2 separate regions of the Homo sapiens genome follow, and region 2 is linked to region 1. Evidence: read pairs that join two places in POLR2A ChIA-PET (ENCODE). Cell type or tissue: PC-9. All regions are shown on one strand. Each heading gives the region's core, and the rest is flanking DNA. Links, peaks and the distances in the headings are about the cores only. Region 1 overlaps CEP76 (centrosomal protein 76). Region 2 has its middle 41 kb from the start of C18orf61.

Evidence for each region. ChIA-PET counts read pairs that join two places held together with the same protein. Peaks named below come from ENCODE experiments on the same cell type or tissue, not always from the same donor. Only the 100,000 strongest peaks of a DNase experiment are listed, where the experiment ranks them.
Region 2: POLR2A ChIA-PET joins it to region 1 with 7 read pairs; 2 of 35 experiments call an interaction of 5 or more read pairs at or near these places.

What each region holds. Positions count from the first base shown.
Region 1 is chr18:12,679,763-12,685,150 of GRCh38, reverse strand. CEP76 (centrosomal protein 76) reads left to right here. Exons shown (of 12, transcript NM_024899.4): 9 at 4,323-4,489. It also overlaps a transcript of PSMG2 not described here. Among named protein-coding and RNA genes, the nearest start is that of CEP76, 20 kb to the left of the region's middle. In PC-9, for the core only: no CTCF peak of the experiment used is centred there; no DNase peak of the experiment used is centred there.
Region 2 is chr18:12,156,856-12,162,243 of GRCh38, reverse strand. It overlaps a transcript of ANKRD62 not described here. Among named protein-coding and RNA genes, the nearest start is that of C18orf61, 41 kb to the left of the region's middle. In PC-9, for the core only: no CTCF peak of the experiment used is centred there; a DNase peak (open chromatin) is centred at 2,623.

The DNA of each region.
Region 1 (5,388 bases), core at 71-5,070:
CACGTGCCTGTAATCTTAGCTACTGAGGAGGCTGAGGCAGGAGAATTGCTTGAACCTGGGAGGCGGAGGTTGTGGTGAGCTGAGATCGCGCCATTGCACTCCAGCCTGGGCAACGAGCGAAACTCCATAAAAAAAAAAGAGAAAATGGCAGTACAAAATTAATATAGAAAAAATATTAAAATAGAAAAAAATCTTGAATTGCATGCTATTTAGTTTGTTTAGTTTGTATTTAAATACAAATGTATATTTAATTACACTTTTTGAATGACTTGATTTTAGTAAACTAATTTTATAGATTATGGGATATTTCCTAATCTGTGTTCTAAAAATGTTGATAGTATGATAACAAACAAGTAAAACTATCTTTAGGCCAGGCGCGGTGGCTCACGCCTGTAATCCCAGCACTTTGGGAGGCCGGGGAGGGTGGATCACCTGTGGTCGGGAGTTCTAGAACAGCCTGGCTAACATGGAGAAACTCCATCTCTACTGAAAAAATACAAAAATTAGCCAGCCATGGTGGCGGGCTCCTGTAATCCCAGCTACTTGGGAGGCTGAGGCAGGAGAATCACTTGAACCTGGGAGGTGGAGGTTGCAGTGAGCCGAGATCACGCCATCGCACTCCAGTGTGGGCAATAAGAGCAAAACTCCATCTCAAAAAAAAAAAACAAAAAACTATCTTTAGCCTGGGTGACAGAGCGAGACTCTGTCTCAAAAAAAATAAATAAAGGTGACAGCAGGCCAGGCATGGTGGCTCATGCCCGCAATTCCAGCACTTGGGTAGGCCAAGGTGGGCAAATCACTTGAGCCCAGAAGTTCCAGACAAACCTGGGCAACATGGCAAAATCCCTCTCTCTAAAAAACTATAAAAATTACCCAGGCATGGGCCAGGTGTGGTGGCTCACGCCTGCAATCCCAGCACTTTGGGAGGCTGAGGCGGGCGGATCACACGGTCAGGAGATCGAGATCATCCTTGCTGATACGGTGAAACCCCATCTCTACTAAAAACACAAAAAAAGGAGAATCACTTGAACCCATGAGGTGGAGGTTGCAGTGAGCTGAGATCGCGCCACTGCACTCCAAACTGGACGACAGAGCAAGACTCTGTCTCAAAAAAAAATACATATATATATGATATCATATATATGATATATATCATATATATATTTAGATTTTTTACTGTACAAACAACAGCATTACAACAGTAATGGTGAAACTTTACCTATAATTCTATTCCTAGTTTATTATTTCTTTTTATATTTTTTCTGCTGTATATGTATCATTTATTTCATAATTATAATTGTAAATAAATTTTTGTATCTTGCTTTATAATTAAGCATTATGCTATGAACATTTTTCTATGTGTTGCTACAGTCTTTCTGATTTCCTTTTTTTTTTAAATGAGACAGAGTTTTCCTCTTGTCGCCCAGGCTGGAGTGCAATGGCATGATCTCGGCCCACTGCAACCTCCGTCTCCTGGGTTCAAGCGATTCTCCTGCCTCAGCCTCCCTAGTAGCTGGGATTACAGGTGCCCGCCACCACCCCCAGCTCATTTTTGTATTTTTAGTAGAGATGGGGTTTCACTGTGTTGGCTAGGCTGGTCTCGAACTCCTGACGTTAGGTGATCTGCCCGCCTCTGCCTCCTAAAGTGCTGATTTCCGTTTTTTAATGAGTGTTTTAAGTTTCCTTGAGTCAATATACAAAATACATTTAACTATTTCCCTATTGTAGGAACTGCCAAGTTAGGCTCTTTTTTTTTTATTCAGTGGTTTTGTTGTTGTTGTTTTCTTTTGTTTTTGTTTAGGACGGGGTCTCGCTCTGTCGCCCAGGCTGGAGTGCAGTGTCACGATCTCGACTCACTGCAACCTCCGCCTCCCAGCCTCAAGCAATTCTCCTACCTCAGCCTCCTGAGTAGCTGGGACTACAGGCATGGAGCCACCATGCCTGGCTTTTTTTTTTTTTTTTTTGGTATTTTTAGTAGAGATGGGGTTTCTTGGCCAGGGTGGTCTCAAACTCCTGGCCTCAAGTGATCTGCCCGCTTCAGCCTCCCAAAGTGCTGAGATTACAGGCAAAAGCTGGCACACCTGGCCATAAAGTTAAGCTCATTTTAAATTTTTTAATGTTGCCATGAATGAACTTTCACACTGACTATCTTTGCAGATATTTTTATTTTACTTCTGAATTTTCTTTAGGACAAAATCTCAGAAATAATTGGGTCTAAAAGGTTGATTAAGCCAGGCGCAGTGGCTCATGCCTGTAATCGCAGCACTTTGGGAGGCCGAGGTGGGTGGATCACTTGAGGTCAGGAGTTCAAGACCAACCTGGCCAACATGATGAAACTCTCTCTCTACTAAAAATACAAAAATTAGCTGGGTGTGGTGGTGCACGCCTGTAGTCCTAGCTACTCAGGAGGCTGAGAATCATTGGAACCCGGGAGGAGGAGGTTGTAGTGAGCCGAGGTCATGCCACTGCATTCCAGCCTGGGTGACAGAGCGAGACTCTGTCTCAAAAAAGAAAAAAGTAAATTAAAAAATAAAAGATTGGTTATTACATTTTTGTAAAGCCACTTGAAGAACTATAAAATGCTATTTGTTTTCTTACAGTTAATTTTTTTTAAAAAACTTTAGCACCACCAAATCCAATTTTTTGGAGAAAGAAATTTCTTGGCCAGGTAAGGTGGCTCATGCCTGTAGTCCCAGCACTTTGGGAGGCTGAGGCAAGCGGATTGCTTGAGTCCAGGAATTCGAGACCAGCCAGGGCAACTTGGTGAAACCTTGTCTCTACAAAAACACAAAAAATAGCTGGGCCTGGTGATGAGTGCCTGTGGTCCCAGCTATTCAGGAGGCTGAGGCGGGGGAATCACTTGAGCTGGGGACATCAAGGCTGCAGTGAGCTGAGGACGTCAAGGCAGCATTGAGCTGAGATCATGCCACTGCACTCCAGCCTGGGTGTCAGAACTAGACCCTATCTCAAAAGAGAGGAAAAAAAAAAGAAATTTCTTCATTCGGACACTCAACTCAAATAGTTATTTTTGCTTTCGCGTGTAGTCTTCCTACACTTAAATACGAAATTGTAACCATAGTGTTTAATATCTTGGTAATTTTTTTCACAGAACACAGTATCAGATATTTTCTTTTCTTTTTTTCTTTTTTTTTTTAGAGACAGAGTCTCACTCTGTTGTCCAGGCTGGAGTGCAGTGGCACGATCTCAGCTCACTGCAATCTCTGCCTCCCAGGTTCAAGCGATTCTCCTGCCTCAGCCTCCTGAGTAGCTGGGATTACAGGCACACACCACCATACCCAGCTAATATTTTCTATTTTTTTATAGGTCTTTATAACTTTTTAAAATTGAAAGTAATATAACCAAAGAAAATCTGGAAAAAGAGTGGAAAATTATATATAACCTCCCCAGTAATAACCATTGTTGGCATTTTGTTGTTGTTCTTGCCAGTCATTTTTCTTATGTATGTATTTTCTTGAAATTATCACATATAGATACTATCAGTCATTGGTTGAGTGTTTTCCATTTATTTGCATTTCTTGCTGTATGACTTGTTTGCTTGTTTGTTCATGTACTTCAGCTATTAATCTATTAAAATATTCCAGGCTGGGCACAGGAGCTCATGCCTGTAATCCCAACACTTTGGGAGGCTGAGGCAGGAGGATCACTTGAGCCCAGGAGTTCAAGAGCAGCCTGGGTAACACAGTAAGACCCCTGTTTATACAAAAAAAATTTTAAAATTAGCTAGGTGTCATGGTGCACACCTTTAGTCCCAGCTACTTGGGAGGCTGAGATGGGGAAATCACTTAAGCCCAGGAGGTCAAGGCTGCTATGAATCATGTCACCAGCCTGGGTGACAGAGGAAGACCCTGTCTCAAAAAAAAAAAAAAAAAAAAATGTTCTACTTTTCTTTCTGTGTTGTGTGAGTTCTTTATAAACATTTTTTTTTTTTTTTGGAAACAGAGTCTTACTCTGTTGCTGAGGCTGGAATGCAGTGGCGCGATTGTAGCTCACTGCAACCTCCGCCTCCCAAGTTCACGTGATTCTCTTGCCTCGCCTCCTGAGTAGCTGGGACTAATGGTGTGTGCTACCACACCCGGCTAATTTTTGTATTTTTAGTAGAGACAGAGTTTCCTTATGTTGGCCAGGCTGGTCTTGAACTCCTGACGTCATGTGATCCACCCGCCTTGGCCTCCCAAAGTGTTGGGATTACAGGCGTGAGCCACTGTGCCCAGCCAATAAATTTTTATTATAATTTAGTATTTAAGTATGTAATGAGGAAATAATATGGAAGAATGAATACTTCATTTTAATTTATCTTCCAGGGTGACTGTGAAGATCACGCTAACCTTCTGTGCAGCCTTCTTCTTGGATATGGATTAGAAGCCTTTGTTTGTGTTGGGACCAAGGCAAAAGGAGTACCTCATGCATGGGTTATGACTTGTGGAACTGATGGGGCCATCACTTTTTGGGAGAGTTTAACAGGACACAGGTTAGTTTACTAAGTTTATAAGGATATTAAAATGAAGTTATAAGTTTTTTTTTTTTTTTTTTTTTGAGATGGAGTCTCGCTCTGTCGCCCAGGCTGGAGTGCACTGGCACAATCTCAGCTCACTGCAACCTCCACCTCCCAGGTTCAAGCCGATTCTCCTGTCTCAGCCTCCCAAGTAGCTGGGATTACAGGCATGTGCCACCGCACCTGGCTGATTTTTGTATTTTTAGTAGAGACAAGTTTTCACCATGTTAGCCAGGCTGGTCTCGAACTCCTGACCTTAGGTGATCCACCTACCTCAGCCTCCCAAAGTGCTGGGATTACAGGCGTGAGCCACTGTGTCCGGCTTAAGTTATAAGTATTTTAAATTATAAGGGTTTTTTGTCCATATTGATGGTACTTGAAGGTACGTGTTGATGATTTTAGTTAGAGCCTTTTCAGTGATTATGTAAAAAAGTACTTCAATTATGGCAGCCAAGTAAATGAACTCTAAGAAAACTTTTACCTCAAATATTCTTTACCAACATGATGTTGGTAAACAGTAAATTATGTTTACTAGTTTTGTATGATTAGCATATTTTTTTTTCAGTTTTCTCTTTTTTTTTTTTTGCAGTGTCTCATTCTGTTGCTCAGGCTGGAGTGCAGTGGCACAGTCACAGCCCACTGCAGCCTCCCCCTCCTGGGTTCTGGTGGTCCTCCTACCTCAGCCTCTTGCGTAGCTGGGACTGCAGGTGTGCACAGCCATGCCTAGCTAATTTTTTTGTAGGGATGAGCTTTTGCTGTGTTGTCTAGGCTGGTCTTGAACTCCTGGGCTCAAGCAGTCTACCTGCCACGGCCTTCCAAAGTGCTGAGATTATAGGCATGAGCCACCACACCTGGCTGGCATATGTTTTTTTCTG
Region 2 (5,388 bases), core at 160-5,159, 520 kb after region 1:
CTACAGTGAGATATCATCTCACCCCAGTTAAAATGGCTTTTATCCAAAGAACAGGCAATAACAAATGCTGTTGAGCATATGGAGAAAAGGGAACCCTCTACACTGTTGGTGGAAACATAAATTAATAAAACTACCATGGAGCACAGTTTGGAGGTTCCTCAAAAAAACTAGATCTTCCATATGATCCAGCAATCCCATTGCTAGGTATATACCCCAAAGAAAGGACATTAGATTCTCAGAGATGTCTGCATTCCCATGTTTGTTGCAGCACTGTTCACAATAGCCAAGATGTGGAAGCAACCTAAGTGTCCATCAACAGATGAATGGATAAAAACATGTGGTACATATACACAATGGAGTTGTGTATATTCAGCCACAGAAGAGAGTGAGATCCTGTCATCTGCAACAACATGGATGGAACTGGAGGTCATTATGTTAATTGGAATAGGCCAGGCAAAGAAAAACATTGATGTTCTCACTTATTTGTGGGATCTAAAATTCAAAACGATTACACTTGTGGAGATAGAGAGTAGAAGGATGGTTGCCAGAGGTTGGGAAGGGTAGTGGCAAGGAGGTGGAGATGGGAGTTGGTTAATGGGCACAAAAAATAGAAAGCATGAATAAGACCTAGTGTTTGGTAGCACAACAGGGTGACTATAGTCCATAATAACTGTACATTTTAAAAGGACTGTAAGACTATAATTGGATGGTTTGTAACACAAAAGATGAATGCTTGAGAAGATGGATACCCCATTCTCCATGCTATTATGCATTGCACGCCTGTACCAAAATATGTCATGTACTCAACAAATATATATACCTACTATGTACTCACAAAATAAAAATTTAGAAAAAGAACTGTTAAGGAAAATGGCGTATTATATGAGAGAATGAGATAGGCTGGAATTTTTTCCCTTGAATAAAAAAGGATGTTTAAAAATTTAAATAAAAATTTCCAAGAAATTTTGTAAGGTATTAACAATTTGCAAAAGTAATCCTATTTGCATTATCTTTTCAGGTGTGTAAAATTGTATAAATAAAAAAATACGTCAAATGTTTTAAGACTCAGATGGTAACATGAGTGCATCAACAATTTTACACATTTCCACTGATTTCAGTTTGAGGACTGCCTGAGGAATCACTGTTTAATAGGTAGACACATTTTAAGATAGTACCTTTTTTACATGTTAGGGTAAATCTGGGTATTTTCTACCAAATAGAATCACTTAAGTAAAAACTTGTTAGTGTGTCATGAGCACTTTTCAGCATCAGCCACAGACATATCATAATTATAATTATCATGAGCCTGACATTCTTCCAGGATCTTCGGGTCTAACACGCTTCTTGAGCACATCTTCCTATGGCACTGAGGCGATGTCTATTCATGAATTTCCTTCCACCGCCATTTTTTGTTCTTAATTTTACCACTAATTTTCTTCCCTGTATCACCTCCACAAACAACTTACATATAATGCCTCCCTCTGGTTGCAAAACATCAATTTCATGATTAAAGAAATAAAGAAGGTGAATTACAGCAAGTAAATGGGGAATACCCTTCAGAAAGCAGCCTTATAAGAGCTGCTGATAGATAACATAAAAACAAAAAATGGATTATGATAATGTAGCCCTCTCACACATGAAATACAAGCCCCAGCTGAAAGGAGTTACAGAACCTCTAAAGGGCAGTCAGTAACCTGTCTAAAAACTTACCAAATTCTCTCTCTGGCTGGAAGGGTCAAACTACTTGCCCCCTGTTGATTTACTTCCTCAGCAGGACTCCATTGAAACTTCTCTCATATAAAAGGAGGCATTATCAAAGACATTACATGGTAAACCTGACCTACCATACTATGAAATGCTTATCAGCTATTGGAACATGTCACCTAGATTTTGAATTATGGTTTAAAAGGTGAGAAATTAACACTCACCTACACATGTACATGCACACACACACATTGTTTAAGAAAAATATGAATATGAGCTTATGGTAAAGGCTCTAGTCCTTACGCTGTTGATGACATTGATCAAGGGAATATACAAACAAGGAAATGTGTGACATTGAGCAGCCCTATGATTTGTACCCCAGAACACCAAACGGCACTATTAATTACAGTCAAAAGGAACACAGGCAGATTTGGGACTCAAGTATCTAAGACATGATTATAGCCTGAAAAATATCAAAACTAAGTTTATAAGAAAACAGAATATTTGAAACACAAGAAAGATCACGTTCCATTCCTTTGTTAAAGGTAGTAATAAATATTGTACCTATAGTAAGTGTGCAAGGTGATTAAAAATAATTAAAACCTAAAGAGTGGGTGAAAGCATAAAATAATTCTATTTCTTAAAAAAGACCTACACAAAACTAAAAATGTAGTGTTTTATTCAGTTATATATTTTCCATAAAAACATTATAGTCTCACAGATACACTTATGGTAAAAAATAATAAGCTAAATAAACTCTGAGAAACTAGTAACTAATAATAATAATTATAAGAACCACCACTACCACTGGCATAATGATCTATGCTTAGCTCATGTGCTGTCTAATGTCCTCAGGGCAGACATTACTCATCACGTTTCTCTGCAGAGTCCAGAAAAGATACAACATTCTTCTCAACACAGATATCCAGGCAACTGCTACCAAACATCCTGAACCACAGGACAAATCTCTTTGTAACCTATAGACTCTACTTATTGGACAATTTGCAGATTAGTTATTTCCTAACTTTCTGTACATAAAAGCAGTGTCAACAGACCAAAATCTAACTATTGGTCTCCACTATGGAACTAGAAAGCTAGCCTTGGGGAGAGGGAGAAACTGTCTAATGCATGTCAATTTGTTAAGTACTAAATTTTGTACATTAAATTCATTTAAATATGATTTTTCAGGATAGAACAGAATGAAGGCAGGGGAGAAAATTACCCCCAAATCAGTATCTTTTATACCAGTATGTGTTAAAGAAAATGAACTAAATATCATGAACAATGCCAACTACTGTGTCCCTGACTATTCTCCTCACCTCTTCCAAGCAACTCAAATCACTTTTCTTCCCTAGATACCTCAAAGCAGGGTCTAACTACAAAATATATGCACTCTTCTTTAAATACACGTTTTCCTGGTCATTTATTATATAATTAAATTAAACTCAATAGGTCGTTATACTTCTGCTGTGTTCAGTGTCTTGCATGAGGAGAAAGATGTCCAGCTTTAAACTTTTTCCATCACAGGTTAATAGCATAGGAAGAATTTTGTGGAAGGTCTGAACTAGGCCCCATATTTTAAAAGAAATACACTTATTACCTTTAAAATCATATATATTCACTTCCAACTCAAATGGCAAACGAAGCACCTCCCACTCGAAGCCCAGCTGAAATATTTTTAAATGTGTGTTAAATAAAAAATTTCTGGCCGGGCGCGGTGGCTCACGCCTGTAATCCCAGCACTTTGGGAGGCCAAGGCCGGTGGATCACGAGGTCAGGAGATCGAGACCACGCTGGCTAACACGGTGAAACCCCATCTCTACTAAAAATACAAAAAAAAAAAAAAAAATTAGCCAGGCATGATGGTGGGCGCCTGTGATCCCAGCTACGGGAGGCTGAGGCAGGAGAATGGCGTGAACCCGGGAGGCAGAGCTTGCGGTGAGCCGAGATGGCACCACTGCACTCCAGCCAGGGCGACACAGCGAGACTCCGTCTCAAAAAAAATAAAAAATAAAAATAAAAAATTTCTAAAGCAATTTTGTAGGGTATTAACAATTTGCAAAAGTAATCCTATTTGCAATATCTTTTCAGGTTGCACATACAGAGGAAGAGATTGTTTAAAATAATAAAAGCATTGATGGTAGAGACAAAAGGAAGATACCTTAGCTGATAGTTAACAGACAGAAACACAATGATGAAAGAACACAACAGCCAAAAATACCAGACAGAAGGGGACTCTGGAAATGTCACCAAAGCCACAATGACCAGGCTATTCAAAGAGGTGTGATCAGCATCAGCTGGCTACTCAGGTCCCTTGCCTTCTCATTTACTACCTCTAAACAAAGCACGTTCCTCTGGCAGGAGAGGTATTTATACCCCAGCATAGACCTAGGCCTGTCTCTGAATAGAGTGAGCCACCTGCCTATTGTGGGGACACACCTTGTCTTGTGGCCTGAGATGAGGAAGGCAGGCCTGGAGGTGACTTGTGGATCTCCAAACCTGACGCTGGAAGGGGGAGCCAACACTACCCAAGGGTAAGATGTTCTAAAGCTCATGACCCCAAAATACAGCCTCCCTGCTTTTGTTTGTTTGTTCCAAGAACATAAGGGGTTCACCCTAGCCACTCCCACCTACGCACCACAGGGAAGCTGGTCTGTTGACATCCCTGGCCACTGGCAGCACTTGTAGAAGCCCATAGTTGCCCATCCCAGCCAAGACCTTTAAGACCTGCTCAGGAATCAGACCTTTCCAGCTGCAGTGGAAACCCATTTGGCCACCTATACTATTCAGCCTCCTCCTTGTCCATAAAAATGAACAGACAGCCAATGACCACCCAGTCATTTAAGGAAATCCAACAGCAAGAAAGGAAAGGACAAAGATGTAAATAGAAAGCGAGGCAGAATCTGAGCACAAGCGAACACACTAGCCCTAGGAGAAACAGATAATTCACGGATGAGAAACCTTCAAACAGATAATTCATGAACAGAAAACATTCAAAGGATATTACATCATATTATGTTAAATATTACAACACAGTCTAGTTCACCAAAGAACAAAATTGGCAAGGCAAAAAATGGAAATCAAAAATAATCAAAGACCTACTGAAGAAGTAAAAATAAAATCTGTTGAAATTAGTAATTTACATGGGCCAGGGGCGAGGATAGGGCCTGGTTCATCACAAAGGGGTCACTCTGAGTGATGAAATGTTCTACATTTTGATCATGGTCGTGGTTACTTGACTACAGGTGTTTATCAAAACCCATAGAACCATATTCTAGAAAGAATAAATTTTACTGTATAAAAAGTCTGAAAAGTGATTTTTAAAAATGCTTGTTGAAATAAGTGCCCAGCAGAACAAGCAAAATATCTTTATCAGACATACCCTAGACAGATTTCAGCATCCCAAAGTAGAACTTCAGAAAGCTTCTGGAGAGGGAGAAAAAAGTTTGCCTATAAAGTTATCTTGGGCTGGGCACAGTGGCTCTTGCCTTTAATCTCAGCACTTTGCGGGGCCGAGGCAAGCAGATTGCTTGCCTGGGCAACATAGTGAGATGCTGTCTCTTAAAAAAATGAGAGACAGCGAGCGAGAGAGAGCGAGAGAGTGAGAGAGGAAGTTATCATATATCTTATCAGCAAAACTATGCCTTTAAAATTTAGAGGGAAAATACTTTTCTACCCTATGAA